Regions from separate parts of the Homo sapiens genome. Here regions 2 and 3 are each linked to region 1. A link is a contact called in ENCODE Hi-C or POLR2A ChIA-PET data. All regions are on one chromosome and are shown on one strand. Each heading gives the region's core, a stretch centred on a gene start or an enhancer-like site at or near the end of the contact. The rest is flanking DNA. Distances are from core to core; before and after follow the strand shown.

What was found. A loop is a pair of places that touch in the nucleus more often than their neighbours do. ChIA-PET counts read pairs that join two places held with the same protein, here RNA polymerase II (POLR2A). Pooled maps may share reads with other maps.
Region 2: a pooled map shows a loop between it and region 1 (5-fold over the local background). The contact joins two enhancer-like sites. A Hi-C loop is called at or near these places in 2 of 37 single-sample maps with no recorded cell type and 2 of 50 pooled maps.
Region 3: a map of OCI-LY7 shows a loop between it and region 1 (4-fold over the local background). The contact joins two enhancer-like sites. A Hi-C loop is called at or near these places in 1 of 168 maps with a recorded cell type or tissue (OCI-LY7), 1 of 37 single-sample maps with no recorded cell type and 3 of 50 pooled maps. POLR2A ChIA-PET finds 5 or more read pairs at or near these places in 1 of 52 experiments (OCI-LY7).

The regions. Positions count from the first base shown.
Region 1 is chr7:47,147,939-47,150,858 of GRCh38, forward strand. No RefSeq gene overlaps it. Among named protein-coding and RNA genes, the nearest start is that of SNORD151, 320 kb to the right of the region's middle. Within about 2 kb of position 1,518, at least 2 of the 41 ENCODE cell types and tissues checked have a DNase peak (open chromatin) inside an H3K27ac peak, as active enhancers do; they include OCI-LY7, where a contact is called at or near this core.
Region 2 is chr7:47,937,503-47,940,422 of GRCh38, forward strand. It overlaps PKD1L1 (polycystin 1 like 1, transient receptor potential channel interacting), which reads right to left. Exons shown (of 57, transcript NM_138295.5): 3 at 2,691-2,815. Among named protein-coding and RNA genes, the nearest start is that of PKD1L1, 9.5 kb to the right of the region's middle. RefSeq lists enhancers at 144-223, 674-843. Within about 2 kb of position 1,434, at least 4 of the 41 ENCODE cell types and tissues checked have a DNase peak (open chromatin) inside an H3K27ac peak, as active enhancers do.
Region 3 is chr7:47,668,172-47,671,091 of GRCh38, forward strand. No RefSeq gene overlaps it. Among named protein-coding and RNA genes, the nearest start is that of LINC02902, 14 kb to the left of the region's middle. Within about 2 kb of position 1,465, at least 19 of the 41 ENCODE cell types and tissues checked have a DNase peak (open chromatin) inside an H3K27ac peak, as active enhancers do; they include OCI-LY7, where a contact is called at or near this core.

The sequences.
Region 1 (2,920 bases), core at 268-2,767:
TGGGAGAAAAGCACTTTTAACATTATGTTCCAGTATTGATACATAGGGAAAAGATACAAAAATATAAACCAAAGAGATTTCCATAGAAATTATTTAGTGGCTACACAGCATTTCATTGTTTGGATGTGTCATATTTTATTTTAAAAATCCTCTGTTGCTGGATATTTATGCTGAATTCAACTTATTACTGTTTTTAACAATACTGAGAAAAATCTTACACATATATATTCATATATGGCACAAAATTTCCTCGACATACCATTGATAAATGAGATTGTTCAAATGGATTAGCAATATTTCAAATCAGATAATAAATGGTGTTTGTAAAGCACTTACTGATAAGATACAATTCCTAAAGCGTATTTTCAAACTCAAAGTAGAGATATATTTAACTACCCTCCATCTATGAAACAAAACAGAAAACGGAGTGGAAAATCCTGATAAGATTAAACATATTTCTTATTTATTGCCTGACCTAATTTGGTCAGTCACCTCTAGTTACCTTTAACAGTTTGAAGTCTGTGAGAGAGGCCTTTGACTTATGCTTCTTTCTTTAATGGAAGGATTTTTTTCCCTTTTTAAATAGTAAGACTTGTGTGATGATAGAGCAAAGGTTTTTCTAGAGGAAGACATTTGCTCACCAATGTCACTGATCCTAGTTCTCTTTTCTAGCCTGAGGGGCAGTTATTAAAAAGAATTCACCACAAAGAGTCTATTTTTCTTATTAATCCACTTCCACGGGGTGGGGAAATAAAGATAAACTAAGGATGAATCTATAAATTATTTACATTTTTCTTCTTTGTTAGGACAGAATCCATGACCAAATCATCTTGGAATCCTGCAGAGTTCCTGATGCTTAACACTAACTCCATTTGGACCTTAATCACTTCATTTGACCATTGCAATAACCATATAATATCAGAAAAGGCAGATGTCATTTTTCCCATTTTGCCAATGAAAATGAAAGACTGACAGGGCAGAAATGCAATGAGGCTAGCCAGGCTAAGAAGGGGGGGCACTTTTTTTGTAAGAAAGGAACAGAGAATTCTCTCTGGCTGGGAAAGAAGAGTGTATAAATAAGAGCCAGGAAACTGTTGCTTATCAGATCCGCGAAGCCCAGAGGATTCAATTCAGGCCAGTGCTACTATTGCAGGTCAGATTACAAGGAAGAGTGTCAAGAGGGAAAAGATGTTGAAGTCTTTGCCCTAGCTATTTGTGTAATGTCCACACGAAGATGTGATTAAGCACTATACGTGTGGCACTAGCTGTTACTGTACAATCAAAACTTCAATCAGAGTCATCATGAAGCATCTGTCTTGATGGTATGACTTTTAAGTCTAGGTGTAATGAGGCTGGAATGATCTATGGCAGGGGTTCCCAACCCCCAGGCCACAGCATTGGTCCATGGCCTGTTAGGAACCGGTCCACAGAACAGGAGGTGAGCAGAGGTGAGTGAGCATTACTGCCAGAGCTCCGCCTCCTGTCAGATCAGCACCGGCATCAGATTCTCATAGGAGCGCAAACCATATTGTGAACTGCACATGCAAGGGATCTAGGCTGAGCCCTCCTTATGAGAATCTAACTAATGCCTGATGATCTGAGGTGGAACAGTTTCATCCCAAAACCAACCCCCATCCCTGGTGTCAGGAAGGTTGGGAACCGCTGCTCTATAGTGTCAGCTGTCATACACCTGGTGTGGTGGGCAGTATGGTGGCGTTAGGGGAACAGAAACCAAATTTGAGAAGTTCATGTTTATTTCAGTTAATGTTTATTTCAAATTACACATCCTATATGTAACTTCCTCTTCTTTCTCTTTCTCTGCCTTTTTTATTTTTGTCTCTCTCATCTTTCTCACTGTTATTCAGAGAGAACTTAAAGGGGCAATAACTTCAAACACATGGACTGTGACCAATTGACAAATATGGGTGCTATGGGAGCTGCACTCAAGTTTATCTTATTTCCTCCATGTCTTCCCATCCACCCTATCACTAAAATAGACTTCCATGGACACACGGGGCCCACATGAGCACCCACACAGCCTTCCCTGAGAGCGCCATAGGACCCTTCTCCTGGGCCTCTCTTCCACTGCTGTCTGCAGTCCAGGGGCTGGCACCACCAGTCAAGAGGCTGATGACTTACCTAAAACCACACAGGTAATGGCTAATTATTGTACAACAGAGATGTGTAACAAACAACTGAATTACCCTAGCAGCATACAACAACAAGCATTTCATTTTACTAGCCACCTGTGGGCCAGCTGGGCAGTTACGGTCTCAACTGAGCAGTTCTACTGGTCTGAGCTGGGATCACGGGGTTCACTTAGGTGTTGTGAGATTTTTTAAATAATAAAATAGAATTCCAAATACAATTGCATTTATGGAAAATATTGTATTTACTCCAAACAAATTGATGCACACATGTTTTGGCGATAAGGAAAGATTTTACATTTGTTGTTTGTGATAAAATTAAGAATATTATTTATTTTTTTAAAGGTGCATAAACCCATCACTCTTCTGCAATTATTTCCATGTTTGTGTATTCTCTTGTATACAAGAGAATTTTTGTAAAAAACAAAGGGTTGTTATAATATATATCCCATTTTATATTCTGCTTTTTCATATTTTCAAATCTCCCTATTATCAATTGTGAGTTGACTAGAGATTGGATGTGTGGCTTTACTGATCTGGGCTGGGCTCTCACACATGTCTGGGCCCAGCAAAGACAGCTGGTCAAAGCAGAGAAGCAAGGGATACCACAAACACGTGCACAGCCTCTTAATGCCTAGTGCTCAAGGGTTGCACAGCATCACTTCCTCACATCCTATGTTCAGACTTTGGAAACGGGGAAATTCTTTCAATCTCTTGATTAAAGGGACTCCACAGTCACATTGCAAACGATTAGGATGCAGGAAAGGCTGGAG
Region 2 (2,920 bases), core at 184-2,683, 790 kb after region 1:
TTTCATTCTGAATGAGATGGAGGGTTCTGAGCACAAGAGTGGCACGCTCCAATGCACAGAAGCAACAGTGTGGTTGCGGTACTGAAGAGAGCCTGGCAGGCAGGAGTGGCAGCAGGGGATCCACTCAGAGGGCTATGAGGATGGCAGGTCTTGATTGTGGAGTGAAGGCAGAGGGTGAACACCTCTGAGGCTATGGGGTGGCCGGGCTGGCTGCTGGACTGGAAGTGAGATGGAGCCCAAGAGAGAACTCAGAGACAATGCCACTGGGCTTGCTCGGCCTGTGCACACTGAGAGCTTAGGTGGGGTGGGGGCATTGGAGGGCAGGTGAGGGGTGCTGGGAGCCCATCTTGGTCATGAGGCCTCTGTTGACCTTGCATTGACCTGTGCAGCTCTCCTTGTGACAAAATCTCAATCCTGGTGGCACCAGGAAAGCAGGGAGGTGCCCACGGCACAGGAGGAGGGGGGACACTTTTGGCCTACGGGAAGCTGGCCACCTTGTTTCCTACACAGGACGCCTGTCCAGAGACAACGCCCCACTGTGGACATGATTACAAAAAGCAGCCACCATCCCTCAGACTGAGGGCCCAGGGCCTCACTCTGGCTCTTGAGAGAGCTGTTACCAGAAGTAGTTCCAGCCAGTTAAGAAGTTAGTATAGGTTAACCAACGGCCCAGCCCCTCCCTGGGATGTGCGCTCCCTGTGCTGTGGGCCTTTTACAGATTTGTAACTACAGGACATCAGGTGCTTCATCTTTCAGGAGAACAACACAGGAAGGTGTCAAGAAGGCCAGAGTGGGAGCTGAAAGATGCCAGCTCGTGCCTGAGTGCATACGCCTGGCACCTGCCCCTCTTCTGTGACGAGAACAGGGAACCCCTCTGTGGCCTCCCAGAGCAGGACCTGGGTAGATCCTGGCAGTTTCCTGAGGATGTGAAACCCAGGGGCTGAGACAGCTGCATGTACCTACAACCCCTAAAAGGCATGGTGCTAGTGAGCAGCATGGGAGACACAGGGCTTTGCAAGACACTATCCTATAACTATGCCCAATCAGCAAACTGCCCAGCACGTCCAGGAGCTGGTGTATGGCCCTGTGTGACCTTCGCCTGAGCCCACTGGGGCTGTAGAGAGCAGAGCGGCCAGAATGCAGCTTGGAAATGGGTCTCCCAGTCAACCAAAACCAGAGAGCCCCCTGATTGCACATTTCACCAGGACCAAGCCCTTTGGGACATGATGGTCAAATCCTAAAGGCATCGATCTATGCCCAAAGCTGAGGTCCCAGGTGGCTGAACCTTGGAGTCACCTGGGTGGGGTGGGGTTGAAGCACCATCACCCTGAGCCACGCCACAGCATGTCTGTTAGAATCTTCAGAGGCAGGGCTTGTGCATGGTTTTGTTTGGTTTCTTTGACTTTTAAGCTCCCTAGGTGATTCTGCATAGCAGATCTGCACCAAGTGTTCAAGAAGCATGAGGTCTGTTTGCCCCCTTGTGTTTGGAGGTGAGGGCACTAAAAGCCTAAGGAAGTCACTGTATGTGGCTATTTACATTGTGTAATGTGAGAAACGCAGGTAATATCACCTCCCCTCTAAAACACCTCTCCCCAACCTCCTGTTCTCAGAACCATCAGACGCTCATCTTACTAAATATCCTTCCTTGGGAACCTAAAAATGCCTCCTTGAACTTTCGCTGACAAAAGTGATGGCAGAGCAGAGAAAAGCTCCCAAACACAAACACTGTGGGTTGAGATCAAATTCATTTCAATATAAACTCAGATGGATGTGCTACGGAGGGGGTGGTTTAATAACGCTGCTCTGCATGAGGAATACTGAAAAATGAACTGCAGGAGAGTCTTTGCCAAGGACAGCAGAGGTTCTGGGAGCTTCAAAGAGAACTGGCTTCTTTAAATTTGAACTAGAAACGCACAACTCTGGGCTGTCTGTGCATGTCCCTTTGGAACCAATGCTTATTCTGGGTGAAAAGCATGTCTCACTCAGAAGTTTTCACTCTTCTCTCGGACCCCACCCACAGATGTGAGAGTCACTCCTCTCACGCTTCTCCTCCATCTCCAGGGCATTGCCCAGGCCTTCAGACCCAAGCCCTGTTAGCTACTCTGATAAACAGATGCAAGGGAATTCACAAACATCCAGGTAGCCCAGTCTTAATTAATAGGGGTCTTCAACGAGCTCCCCACACTGCGCAAGTTAAGCAGGGTTTCAGTGCTTTGGCTGCTGGAAGCCTTGTCTGTGCTGGAGCCATCTCGGGGCAGCTCCCACTCCCCACCTGGGGGACAGCACCCACTCCCCACCCCGGGGATAGCCCCCACTCCCCGCTTGAGGGGCAGCCCCCACTCCCCACCTGAGGGCTACCCTCCTACTTCCCACCTGGGAGGCAGCCCCTACTCCCCACCTGCAGGGCAGCCCCCACTCCCCACCTGAGGGCTACCCCTCACTCCCCATCTGAGGGCTATCCCCTACTCCTCTGGGCTGGGCTAGCCCTGCCTGCACTTCTTATATGTGGAACTATGCTCTGGAGCTGAATTAAGGCTTTATAAGTCACACTTGCTTCATTGGCACAAACACACATGATAGGAAAACAATCCCTGATGAATTCCTGATGAAACATGGAGGTGCTTTTTAGCTGTACTGTACATGTACTGTATTCAGGAAGAAAAGCCTAATTTCCCCAGATCCAGGAATACCTTCTGCCTGGAAGCTGATGAGGATGGGCTCTGTGATTCCCGGTCTTCTGCCTTTCCATTCAGAGCACACCAAGGACAGCCACACTTCCCATCACTCATAAGAAGCACATGATTAGCATAGACCTCTAGAGAAAAAAAAAAAAGCAAACATTCTGAAGACTGCAATGTGCTGGGAAGGTGAGAACATAAAGCTGGAGAAGCCCTAAGTTATACATAAGGTCAAAGCCACC
Region 3 (2,920 bases), core at 215-2,714, 520 kb after region 1:
GACCACTGAACCTGGGGACCGAGGAAGGGGCAGGGTTTGCCGAAAAGTGAGAGCTGCCCTGGCCTTGCCCAGCTGCGCAAGAGGGAGGCTCCAAGCTCTATCTGAGCAGTAGCAAGGAAAGGGCTGGACTGAGCCAATGGGGGTCAGCCTTCTGGCTTTGTTTCACTGTGCAGTTGTTGAGTGCCTAATGTACACCAGCAACAATTCAGGCCCTTGGGGTGCAGCAATAGGAGATGCTCCTGGAGCCAAGAGGATACCGACGGATCCCCTCCAGGCCAAGTAGTACCTGCAGCTAGGTCCATTCAACTAAACCAGATGAGTGTCATCTAGGTCTGTTTGTCCCTAGGGCATAGCAGATGCTCAATAAATACTTGCTTAATGAATAAAAGTCTCCTAATAAAAATAGTAGTAGGAGCCAACATCATTATTGAGTGCTTCTCTGTATCAGGCATTGTTCTAAACTTCACATGAACTCAATCTTCTTAACAGCTTTCATGATGAAGGCCGTAGGATCCCAACTTTACCAGTGAGAAAACAGAGGCATGGAAAGCTAGAGGAATTCAGCAAAGGTTATGTAGGAACTATCTTAAGGAGTGTGGGAGTGAATTCCAAACCTAGCGTGCTTTATCCCGGGCTTGGGTCTGCCCTCGAACCACAGGAGGTAGAAAAAAGGGCACACAGTCTTCATTTTCCGAGGATGTCATAGCAGGTGCTGCAGGCTGGGTGGCTGAACCCTCAGAAATGAATTTCCTCGCAGTCCTGGAGGCAGCAAGGCAGAGACTAAGGTGTTGGCAGGTTTGGTTTCTCCTGAGGCATCTCTCCTCGGATGGTAGATAGCTGTCTCCTCCCTCTTCCCTAAGGATGTGTGTGTAAGCCTGTGTCCCAATCTCCTCTTGTTATAAGGACACCAGTCATTGGATTAAGGCCCACCGTAATGCCTCATTTTACCTTAATTTCCTGGTAAAGGCCCTATCTCCAAAGAAGGTCACATCCTGAGATTCTGGTTAGGACTTCAGTCTTGGAATTTTGGGTAACACAATTCAGCTGGTGACATTGACACAGCCTGGGGCTGCCCAGTTTTCCCAGAAGGGGCAGCAGGAATGGGTCAAAAACCCATCACTCATCAAGAAAAACCAGTTCATGTGTTGAGGAACCGTCTTGTCTGCCGTCCTTCAGAATGAGTGCGCAGTTGTTTTGCTGTTTTCTTGGGAACCAGCTGTGGAACACTGCGCTTCCCTTTCCTTTCTTTTCAAGAACCTTGGTGCCCACCTGGCCTCCTGGAGGACACCTTTGTGCAGAGGCTGCCAGAGATGGAACATAGAGATGGGGGAGGGGAGCAGGTGATGCTGGCCCCTGTTGAAAGAAAGTGGGCAAGAGCAGGGGTAGTTATTTCTCCTCTTACAGAAAGGGCTTGCTGAGTTAGGCTTCATGTGGCATTGTGTTCTTTTGAACGTCACTTAAGGCATACATGAAGCGTGTGCACATGACACAGCCCAGTGGAGCCAGGGAGTGACTCAGCCTGCTGCCCAACACCCACTGCAAGTTGTTCCTGTGGCTGCCTCTAGCTGTTCCCCAATCTGAAATTTGTTTTTCGTTTTCCTTCACTTAAAAAAACTTGTTGGCCGGGCTCGGTGGCTCACACCTGTCATCTCAGCACTTTGAAAGGCCAACGAGGGAGGACTGCTTGAGCCCAGGAGTTTGAGACCAGCCTGGGCAACATAGAGAGACCCTGTCTCTACTAAAAGATAAAAATAAAACAATTAGCCGGCCACGGTGGTGCATGCCTGTGGTCTCAGCTACTGGGGAAGCTGAGGTGGGAGGACGGCTCAAGTCCGGGAGGTTGCGATTACAGTGAGCCATGATCTCGCCACTGTACTCCAGCCTGGGCAACAAAGTGAGATCTTTTCTCAAAAAAAAAAAAAAGTTGTAACATGCGTGTATCCCCAAACAATAAATTGCTTAGTCAGGCTTATGTGGGACTTTCTAGAAATGCTATCACACTTTGTGTTGACTTCTGAGCCTTGCTTTTTTCCCTTCAAGTTTATGTTCCTTTCCCAAGGCTCTCCCAGGCCCAAGGGTCTCTCACGCTCTGTAAAACCTGTGCTCAAAGCTTCTCCCCTGAGGCTGTGGGCAGAGACTGGGTGATACTGAAGTAATACAAGTTCTCAGGAAAGATCCTTTTTTTTTTTTTTTTTTTTTTTTTACACCAGGCCAGGCCCAGATTGGGTATTTTTAATATGTAAAAACAAGACTGGGTGTGGTGGCTCACACCTGTAATCCCAGCACTTTGGGAGGCCGAGGCAGGTGGATTGCCTGAGGTCAGGAGTTTGAGACCAGCCTGGCCAACATGGTGAAACCCCGTCCCTACTAAAAATACAAAAAAATTAGCCAGGTGTGGTGGTTCATGCCTGTAATCCCAGCTACTCGGGAGGCACAAGGCAGGGGAAAATGCTTAAACCCAGGAGGTGGAGGTTGCAGTGAGCTGAGATCGCGCTACTGCACTCCACCTTGGGTGACAGAGTGAGACTCTACCTCAAAAAAAAAAAAAAAAAAAACCAAAAAACAAAACAAACAAAAAAACAAATATGTAAAAACAGGGAGGGCCCCAGTGTGCTTGTTAACATGCATATGAGAGCGCCAGTTTGCAAAGCAGGTACAGCCCAGGCGGGCACTGAGCAGGATTCACAGCTGGGTCCAGACGCCTTCGCTCCCCACAGATGACACCTGCAGCGAGACTCTGCTGACCTTGAACTTCAAGCTCTGTGCTTCCACTTTTGACATTCATTTGTTTCTTAGCCTAAACTTGACACTTCCTTTTAGCAATATGCAAATTCAAGGCTGTCACAGCACAGCATCTGGAAAGTTACAACAGCAGCCCATTGGCGGTGATGGTGGGATTGTGTAGGGCTTACATTTTTTA